2 separate regions of the Homo sapiens genome follow, and region 2 is linked to region 1. The links are chromatin contacts, found by Hi-C in ENCODE. All regions are on one chromosome and are shown on one strand. The core of a region is the stretch at or near the end of the contact, and the rest is flanking DNA. Distances in the headings are between cores, read along the strand shown. Region 1 holds the start of PPP2R3A (protein phosphatase 2 regulatory subunit B''alpha). Region 2 holds the start of LINC01391 (long intergenic non-protein coding RNA 1391).

What was found. Hi-C counts contacts between places; a loop is a spot of excess contacts on that map.
Region 2: a map of ascending aorta shows a loop between it and region 1 (6-fold over the local background). The contact joins the promoter of LINC01391 here to the promoter of PPP2R3A in region 1. A Hi-C loop is called at or near these places in 2 of 168 maps with a recorded cell type or tissue (CD8-positive, alpha-beta T cell and ascending aorta).

What each region holds. Positions count from the first base shown.
Region 1 is chr3:135,962,398-135,969,760 of GRCh38, reverse strand. It overlaps PPP2R3A (protein phosphatase 2 regulatory subunit B''alpha), which reads right to left and starts at 4,033. Exons shown (of 14, transcript NM_002718.5): 1 at 3,912-4,033. RefSeq lists silencers at 3,557-3,836, 3,967-4,196 and an enhancer at 3,641-4,459.
Region 2 is chr3:138,942,770-138,945,984 of GRCh38, reverse strand. It overlaps LINC01391 (long intergenic non-protein coding RNA 1391), which reads left to right and starts at 1,965. Exons shown (of 3, transcript NR_121649.1): 1 at 1,965-2,019. FOXL2 (forkhead box L2) reads left to right here. Exons shown (of 1, transcript NM_023067.4): 1 at 1-1,761. The coding sequence ends at 393. RefSeq lists an enhancer at 873-1,462.

The sequences.
Region 1 (7,363 bases), core at 2,784-5,283:
AAAATATTGGCAACTAATTCAAAATTAAACAATAACAAAACCACTGTATGGGCAAAACATCTGTGAGTCAGATTCAGCTGTAGGCTACTGCTTTGCAACCACTGCCCTAGATAATTTCATCCACAGCCTTTAATTTACACCTAAAAATTCGTGCCTCCAGTTTAGCCCTCTGCTCTTGGCTCTGAATTAGAATTGTCAAATGCTTATGTGACCTCTCACTTGAAAATCTCAGCAGTCCCAATGTAAACTGTGATTTAAACTCATCTCAAAACTATTTATCCTTAAATGTTCTTTACTTCAGGTAACACCACCACCATTCACTGGTTGGGCAAGCTAGAACCCTGGGAGTCATCTTAGGATCTCATTTCTCCCTCTCAACCCTTGTACCATATCAACCACCAAATCCTATCAATTACGCCTCCTAAATATATCTCATGAATATATGTACTTCTCTCCATCTCCAATACGACCATTCTTTTCTCTCAGCCACCACCTTTTCTCTCCTATGTTATCCACAGTAACCTTAATTAGGGGCAGCTGTCTCCCACACTCAATCTTGTTTCCTTCCAAAGCATTCTAATATGACCAGAATATTTTATAATCACAAATAATTACAAATATATACACATATACACGCATTACATAAATATATACTTATGTAAATATATGTGTTTGTGTGTTTATTTCACCCAACAATTCCATTTCTAGGAATTTACCCTATAAATATATTTATTCACATATGAAACAGCATATTCGTAGCACTGTTTACGGTAAATTACTGGAAACAATCTAAATGTCTGTCAGTGGGGGAATGGTTAAATAATCTATGGTATATCCATACAGTGAAATACTGTACAGTCATTCAAAAAAATAAGGAAACTATATACTGAAGTGGAAAGATTCCCAAGACATTTTTAAGAAAACAGAGTGTACAGTATGCTACCATTTGTGTAAAACAGTAAGAGGAAAGATATGCATTTCCTTGAATGCCCACAAAAAATGTCTACAATGATATACAAAACTAGTATCAGTGGTTATTCCTTTGGAAGACAGGGAAAATGGTAGCTGGGGGAGGGAGCAGAACCCACCAAAAATGCTCTGATTTGCTTGGAGGAGGGCCCAGGCGTCGGTCTTAAGTTCTGGTGGTTCTGATGAGAGTGTTGGACTGAGAACCACTGCTTAGTGGACAGCCTTTGCCTATTTTCCTAGCTTCATTTTGTGTCATCACTCTCCGTGTTCCTGGCTTCTGGGTTCCCAAAAGCGGCCCTGTTCCTTTCTTCCTCAAGGTATTCACATCTGTTCCTTCTGCCCGGAATATTGTTCCCGTGAGCTTCACCTAGTAACTCCTGTTAATCCTTCACCGTCCACCTCAAAGGTCACTTCCCCATGGAAACTTTCCCCAGTTTCCAAACTACATCAGGACATCTGTTTTATGCACTCAGAGCTGCCTGTACTTCTCCCAGAAATTAACACAATCGTAATGAGATAAATGTATATTTATGCATGTATACATCTGTCACCCTCCTTAGACTATAAGGTCCAGGCATGCAAAGTTGTTTTTACTAATCTATTTCCATACCTAATCTAGTGTCCAGTTGGCAAAACAGGCCTTCAGAAATCTGTTAAATAAATAACTGTTCCCGCCCTCAAGCTTAGTATAGTAAACACCTAAGCAAATGAGGACAATGCTGCGTCACTAGTGTTAAGGCAGCAGTCTGCTCACAACAGTGGTTCTTAACTAAGGGTGATTTTGGTCCTCCTGGGGGACATTTGCGATGTCTGTAAGCATTTTTGATGTTCACAACTGTGTGTGTGGAGTGCTACTGGTATCTATTCCTCAGTAAAGGTTAGAAATGCTGCTAAACATCCTACGCTGCACATGATAGCCCTCCACAACTAGAAATTACCTGGCCTAAAATGTCAACAGAACTACAAATGAGAAACTCTGACTCAGAGGACGATAACACTCAAAAGAGCTGTCAATTGCACTTCTGAGGGTGGTGATTTTTAAATATCTGTTTTCTTTTTGGGGGATGGGGGGTGTCAAGCAAAGCTTCAGGGCAGAGGTGAAGCTTCAGCTGTGTGTTTGAAAGGTAACAGGGGCCAGATCAGTGGGGACTATGTTTGTCAGGAGCAAGGAGGAGTCTCTGAAGAGTTTAAAAGCAAAGTTATGATTTGAACAGGTGCCCCCAAGTACCCTATACTCCAAAATTATTCATTTCCTTTTTTCCTTTCTCGCTGAAACAAAACTTCCATTCTCTCAGAGTAGCTGGTTTCAGCTGAACATTAAGGCCAAATTAATTCAGCCCAAGATAAAGTCAGATAGGCCCTTCACTCTCCAGAATGTTAAGCTACATTTTAAAATATGCAAATACTTATGAGTACAAATAAATCTTTAACTGCTCAATGTTCAGGTTGTCAGTGCATAAAGCTATTTTTGAACTCAACAGCCAGATTGGCCCCAGTAACACTTTCCCAAAGCTTTGTTTTTTAAAAACCTTTTTGATCTGTTTCCCCGTTCTCCTAGAAATCTCCTAGATTTCTGAGCTCCTAGATTGTATAAAAGATCTAAGTTTTTTTCCACAAGTATCTCATGCCATTAAGTTCTTCTGCCAGAGGTGATAAAAGGGCCATTTGGATGCAATAAATGTAAATAAATTGTGTGTGTAAATTAGCAGTGGCTTAGAAAATTTTTAAAAGGCTTTCATGGACTACTGAAAGAAACTGAGATAATTTTTAACATACCACCAAGAAAAAAAAACAACAGTTTTACTACAACACAAGCCGGCTGCCTACTGAACTGGACGCCCATGCTCTGACCTAGTATGGCAATTCTTAGGGTCTAGGCGCTGGGTTCTGTTTACAAGAAACTAAGGCCTGAGACTAAGGAAGAACAAAGAAAAATGCCTGGCACCAAAGGTGTGGGGGATGTTTTGTACATAAATGAAGATTTGAGGAGGAATACTTCCTCAGATGTTGGAAGGAATTACTCTTTTTTTGCTTACGTGTTAAGAATTTAATGTTTTCAGGCCATTTCCTAATTAGAAAATACCTTATAATTTACAAACAATAATTTGTCTTCCCCTACATTTGCTGACCACCAAGACTGGATAAAATTTCCTTAAGCTTTACCAGAGTGGGAGGACTGGGAATAACGGGAGCACAACAGAGTTCGGATGCAACATCAACTCCAAGCCCGGCCAGCTGGTTTCCATCGAGAGGTCCCCCAGGAGAACGCCCCTCCGCGGCGGCGGCGGCCAGGTCGGCGCGGGAGAGACCCACCGAGGCGCTCCAGCGCGGCCGCGGTGCAGGACCAGGGGCCGCCCGGCCTCCGTTTACCTTTGTTTCAGGTACCCCGGCTCCTGGCGGGCCGGGAATCCCGTCCGCGGCCCGGAGCTGGTGACACATCCTTCTTTGGCCAAGTCGGGCCGAGGTTGGGCAGGGGGCGGGGAAGGAAAAGAAAGCCTCAGCGCCTAACGACGTGACTCTCAGTTCTTCCAAAACGCTGGCATTTGTTTCTCTGCCAGGCTTTCCTGTTAACAAGTTCCCGAGGGCTGTGCGGGCGAACTGGCCCAGGAGCCCTGAAAAGTGGGAGGGCCCAGGCCGCCCCCGCCTACCCTCCTCCGCGGGCGCCCCTGGGGCAGGCAATTTCCACACCTCCCTGGTGCCGTGTCCCGGGACCGGCCGGCCGCGCCGAGGCAACGCACCGCACCGCACCGCACCGACTGGAATTCCGACTTCCACAGCCCAATCAGCTCCGTGTGGCCCCTCTGGCCAGGCCGGTCCCCGCCCCCAGGTCCCGGCCCCGCCCGCCCCGGCCTCCGCGCGCCGCCCCGAGCCTCGCCACCCCCTCGGGCCGGGACGAGGGAGCTGAAGGCTCCAGGCCGTGCGGCCAGTGTTCCTTTGCCTACCTCGTTGCCCGCGGCTCCTCCTCCGGCGGCTCAGCTCGCGGGCAGCGCTTGCCTCCAAGCCTCCCCGCGGCGCGGACTCTCGGGCTACGAATGCGGCGCGTGAAGAGCGGAGGCCCGAGCGCGCCCCGCCCAGCCACCCGCAGGCCCCTACCTCCTTCTCCTCCTCCTCCTCCTCCTCCTCGGCCCCACCCTCGGCGGCCGGCCCGCCCGGAGCCCCGCCCACGCGCCAGGCCCCGCCCACTCTCCGGCCCCGCCCCCAGCCTACGCCCCGCCCCTCTGGCCAAGGCAGGAAGGGGGCCTCCAGGGGCGCCGCGAGAGCCGCTGTGGCCTCGGCGAGGGCAGTCTCCTGTATGGCGGCGCCGCGGGGATGCGATTCGTGGTGGTCGCTGCTGTTTGACAGATTCGAGTCTCTTGCTCGGATTTATTACTGTTATTGTCATCGTCAATATTGTCATCGTTGTTATTGTTATCGTCATTAGTTGTGTTGCCCTCTTCAAGGGGCCTTCAAGGAGGCCCCTTGAGGGCAGCGCGCTGCTGGCCAGACATTCCCTGGCGCTCCTGTCTTCCCACAGTCCTGCACCTGCGCCACATTTCACTCAGCCCAAGAAGTTGTGTGAATTTTAAAAGAAGTGATACTTATTTTTAACTGTTATTGTTAACTGTTACTGTTAAATAAAACACAAATATAGACAGCCATATAAAACCAATGTACAGCTTAATGGATTATTCCGATACACACACCCTTATAACCACTCGCCAGATTTATTAATAACACCGTGTAATATGGTCTGCTCTGAAACAGAACCTCATTAATAGCTGGAAGGACATAGCCTGGAAGGGCCTCCCAAAATTGCCCTCCTTCTAACTGCCACAGTACTCAAATGTGACAGGTCCATAATCATGCCCTCTCCAAGAATATATTTGTAAAATGGAAATTTCTCCAGAATTAGGAACCTCCAATTGAGTATCTTCGTAAAAATCTTGATAAAATGATAAATCTATAAATATATAAGCATATAAATAACAATAAATAAGTCAATCAGTTGGGTTGAATACCATGAGTAAGGAGCATGGGGGTGGGGGATGGGAGGTATGTAAAGACTTAAAAGGATTAGGTGGGCTGTGAGGACAGGTCCTGGGCACCTGGGTTGTTCTCACTGTCTCCCCAGCACCTAGCATAGCACCAAGCATATACTAGGTGCCATATGTGTGTGTGTATATATGTGCATTGTACATATATGCACATATATGTGTGTGTGTGTGTATAGCACAAGGAAAGAAAAAATTATGTAAGATAACCCCAAACAAGCTTTACATACTGAAATTTCACCCAAGGTCAATCCTCCCAGTAGCTAAAGTGTGCTCTGTGAGATGCCTTGATGCCCTAGAGAGAAAGAGACCATTTTACTTTCAACTTTCTACTGCTTTTCCATTTCAAAAGCCCTTTCACATGCATATGGTATCTTATTTGAGACTGAGAGCAACTCTGTGAAAAATGCAGGGCAGGATAGGACTCTGCAAAGGTCACAGTGCAATGCATATCAGTAAGAAGGAAAAGTACACAATGTACCATAAAACAATGTTAAAACTGCTGACCCTGGCAACCTGGATTCTTGGTTTGTCTCAACAGTTTTATTGCCAATGTTTTTACATTAGGGCTCCTTTGGCCCTTTTGCCATGCATTTATACACATTATAACTTGAATGTATAAAGGACACAATACGTGACTGGAAATTTGATTCAATACAATAGAGTTAGTCTCTCTGTCATGAGGACCATGGTGAATTGGGGCTAGAGAGTTGCCAATTCACCACAATGTATTGAGTACTCAGACTGTACTAGGTGGTAGGAATACAAATGATATAAAATAAAGAAGATACAGGGGCTGGGCGTGGTGGCTCACGCTTGAAATCCCAGCACTTTGGGAGGCCAAGGAGGGTGGATCACCTGAGGCCAGGAGTTTGAGACCAGCCTGGTAAACATGGTGAAAACCCATCTCTACTAAAAATACAAAAATTAGCCAGGCGTGGTGGCACGCGTCTGTAATCCCAGCTACTCAGAAGGCTGAGGCGGGAGAATCACTTGAACCCGGGAGGTGGAGGTTGCAGTGAGCCGAGATCTCTCCATTGCACTCCAGCCTGGGTGATCAGAGTGAAACTCTGTCAATCTTTGTTCTCAAGGAGCTTATGGCCAAGTAAGGGAGAAAGATTTGAAAATAAATGTTTAAATTACATGACGGTAGGGGAGCAGTCATGAGCACAATTAATTCTATGAGGTATAGGAAGAGAGTAGGGCAAGTCTTATTAGACAAGAAAACATCTGAAATTTTTTTTAGTATAAAAATATCAAATATTGAAAACAGAGACAGAATAATATAATTAACTACTATGCACCCATTACTTGGCTTCAACAATTATCCCATGACCAATTTGTTCCATCTGTACCCTCACCTTTTCTTTCCCTCCTTGGATTATTTTAAGGCAAATCACATGGAGCATTATTATTTCATCCATAAATATTTCACTATGCATCTCTAAATGATAAGGTCTATTTTTAAAAACAACCACAAAATCATTAAATTGTCTTTTAAAGTAATAATTTATTAACATCTAGACAGTGTTCAAAATTTCCCAATTTTCTCATAAATGTTTCATGTAGTTTACTTCTTCCAGTCATGATCCAAACAAGTTCCTCACAATGCATTTGGTTAAAATGTCTTACACCTTTTTCTTTCCTTGTACTTTTATATTGAAGAAATAGATTGTTATAAGGAGTTTCCCACATTCTGCATTTTGCTGATTGCTGTGATGTTCTTTAACATGTGCCTCTAACCTTGTATTTCCCATAAAGGATAGTTACTAGAGGCTTGATCAATTTAGAAAAGTATAACCCATAATGAATAGAAAAATCAACAAATCAAAAATAGACCAGAACTATCACAGATGTTAGAATTAGCAGAGAAAGACATTAAAACAATTACTATGGCTGGGCATGGTGGCTCAAACCTGTAATCCCAGCGCTTTGTGGGGCTAATATGGGTGGATTACCCGAGGTCAGGAGTTTGAGACCAGCTTGACCAACATGGTGAAGCCCCGTCTCTACTAAAAAATACAAAAAAATTAGCCGGCCATGGTGGCAGGCGCCTATAATCCCAGCTACTTGGGAGGCTAAGGCAGAAGAATCGCTTGAACCCGGGAGGCAGAGGTTGTGGTGAGCCGAGATCGTGCCACTGCACTCCAGCCTGGGCAACAGAGTGGCTCCATCTCAAACAAAAACAAAAACAAACAAACAAACAAACAAAACCACAATTACTATAACTATATTCCAAATGCCAAAAAAGTTAAGTACATATTAAAAAGGGAAGATGTAAAAAAGACACAAATTGTATTTCTATAGTTGAAGACTATAATGTCTAGAATAAAAATACATTAGATTGGATTAATGGCAAATTA
Region 2 (3,215 bases), core at 716-3,215, 3.0 Mb before region 1:
GGGCTGGCGGGCCCGGCCGCCTCGTACGGGCCGTACACACGCGTGCAGAGCATGGCGCTGCCCCCCGGCGTAGTGAACTCGTACAATGGCCTGGGAGGCCCGCCGGCCGCACCCCCGCCTCCGCCGCACCCCCACCCGCATCCGCACGCACACCATCTGCACGCGGCCGCCGCACCGCCGCCTGCCCCACCGCACCACGGGGCCGCCGCGCCGCCGCCGGGCCAGCTCAGCCCTGCCAGCCCAGCCACCGCCGCGCCCCCGGCGCCCGCGCCCACCAGTGCGCCGGGCCTGCAGTTCGCTTGTGCCCGGCAGCCCGAGCTCGCCATGATGCATTGCTCTTACTGGGACCACGACAGCAAGACCGGCGCGCTGCATTCGCGCCTCGATCTCTGAGAGCCCACCGCATGCCGGTGCAGACGGATGCGAGGATGCAGGGACGCGCGACGCCGGCCCCGGTCGCAGCCGACGACGCCGCCGCCAGCCTGACCTCACACCCTCTGGGCCCGCCTCTGGAGCCAGCGCCCAGGGTCCCTCTGTGCTTTTTCGCTTTCCTAAGCTCCTGTCGCTCCTCTTTGTCCCCTCAGTTTATGTCCTCCTGTGCTCACCTCCCTGACCTCTGTGACCTTGCACTCCCCTGGCCTGAAGCTGCCTCTCTGCGCGCTTTCTACTGGGCTCGTCTCTTTCCGGAGCCCCAGCGTCTCCTGCCCAAATTCACCGCGGAAAGGGCCCGGGGCGGAGGTGCGACCGGGCGTCGGCAGCGCAGACCTCTTGGCCTTCTCTCACAGGTCGGTGCGCTCGCTCTCCGCGTTCCCCGCCCGACTGCCGTGCAGTCCATGGCTAGACGCGCCGGACAGGACTGATGGCGGGACCGCGCTGCCCGAGAAAGGGACGGACCAATACGTGTGTTTGCTCCGCGAACCCTCTTGAAGCTGTTCAGAAGCCGCTTGCCGCGGGGCCCACTAGGCGGGGCGGGGGTTGGGACCCAGCGGGAGCCGGGGCAGCCTGGCTCCACGGCCTGTACTCGGTTTACACCGCGGGCGGGCGCGGAGGGAGGCTGCGTTTCCTCCGCTATCAGTCCCGTCGCTTCGGGCACCTCCGGGCCCCGGCGGCTGGCTAATGTTTTGTTTGAAAGATCGGTGGAACTTTTTAAGAGAGTATTTAAAAAAAAAAAAAGGAAAAAAAATTCACCGGGCAACCGGGGAAGTATTGTGGCCTTGGAGTTTGCTAAATCCAAATATGAAAATCAAAAGCTTTAGTATTCCTCATCTTCTCTTCTGGAAGATTTGCGTTAGAGTTTTTGTTGGGCCTTCAAAAAGCTGTGTTCAGAGTTAGGAGAATATATCCAATAAAAGATGGTTTCGTCTACCAATTGGGGAAGTTTCACCCTCTCCCTATCTGAAGAAAAAAATCAAAAACAAATGTCCCCGGATCTTTCGATGCAAGTCCTGGAGGCAGGGAGATCACTGCCTGCCTGGCCCACGCTGCTGGGACGGCTCGTCCTCCCTGCTTTTTGTTTTTCAAACCTCCTGCTTCTCCCACCTTGGGAAGGAGAAATGTGAAACCCGGCAGCGGCCGACCTAGGCGGTCTTGTGGCCCGGAGCCGGCCCGGCCCGAAAACCATAGACCTGGTTGTACTGTAGCTTGTTGTTTGGGGGACCAAATTTTCTAGAGAGAACTAGAGCACTTTTGTTGTGTTTTTTTGTTTTGTTTTTGTTTTTTGCCTTGTCGATTCCCGAATAAATTTTGTGTTCCTTCTTTTAACACGGACTTCTTTATTTCTGTCGCTCCTTAGTTCAGCAGCTAGTTAAAAGAGGAAGATTTTCAGCAAAATTTTATCTTTTTCAGAATGAGTTAAACAAAGATTGAGAGCAACCGGGGTGGCAGGCGTTTGTGGCTGTCGCTGCTGCTTTGTTTTCCTGGGATTGTTTGTTTTCTGTGTCATCACTGGCCCGTTGCGGCTGTTTAACGTCAGCAGAAAGACTTTTTCTGCCGTGGTTCGTTCACAAGGCGCGACTGTAGGTAGGACTTGGTTTATTTTTGTACCTATTCAAGTTTGTATTCTACCTCATACACAGTTGTACTAGGTGTATGGGCTGGCTGTGTTTTTATTATTGTTCTCAAACTTTTCGATTTTGAGTCAACTATAACAGCCAAGAGTTTGTTCCAAACATTAATAGATAAAATTCTGGTTGTGGAAATGCGCTGCAAACTGCTAACCTCTGTACAAATGTGAGAAGTGACTGCTTTATTATTTTTAATAGTCAGAATTCATTTACCTTGAGATATGGGTAGGAGATTTGGAGGTTTCAGTAAGGATTGAACATACTTCGCGGCTGCAGAAATTTAGTCTTTTTTCTTTCTCTCTCTTCCTTTACTGAGATCCCCAAATAACGAATTAAGATCCATGCTTCCGCGCAGGCACACAGGCGTTTGACCTGGTTGCAGTCTGGTTCTCCCAGGCGGATTAGGGGGTGGTCGGCTTTCACTCTTCTGATGGGATAGATGACTTCCGACTTCTGATAGGATAGATCCGCCGGTTCTTGCGGGCTGCTGCTCAGCTGAGACTAGACCCCGCACCCAGCCCTCACTGCCCCCCCCCCGTCTATCTCGGGGCCTGGCCAGCAATGTGGCGGCAGGTCCAGGCCGGCTGGTGGGCCAGGAGCGGTTTTGCGCCACGGGAATGAGCCTGCAGGCCTCTCACTTCAGCCCTCCAGTGGTCAGGCGGTAGGAACCTCAGGGTGGTATCCTGTTATGTATAGTTGGGCCCAAGTGGCTTCTGCTCAGAATGCCCCCCGCCCCCCACAGGCATCCTGCGAGAGGCTACAAGGCAGGAGACCAAGCCACGGGGATTCTCAGGGGGCATCACCTCAAGACTGGGACTGGAGCTTACCAGGAACCGGCAGGAGCAGGATGGAGAGGGAGGCTCAGCTGGAGCAGGAAGCCCTAGAGGCTGGTCAGGCCTGGTGTCTGGGTGCCTTTGGTGCCCGGCTGCTCCACTATCTGGCTAAGGGGAGTTGCAGAACAGAAAGCAGCCTGCTGTGTGCATGTCTGTTTGTGCTTTGTCTAGCGTGAAAATTTAGCCCATGGGCAAGTAATTGTGTAGTCTGTATCTGCTGCAAATGTGTGTGTACAGTGTCAGTTGTGTATTGGTGACAGGGTGGGAGGTGTGTGTGTCTGTCATTCGCCTGCAGAGTGGGCATATATTTTTGGCATTG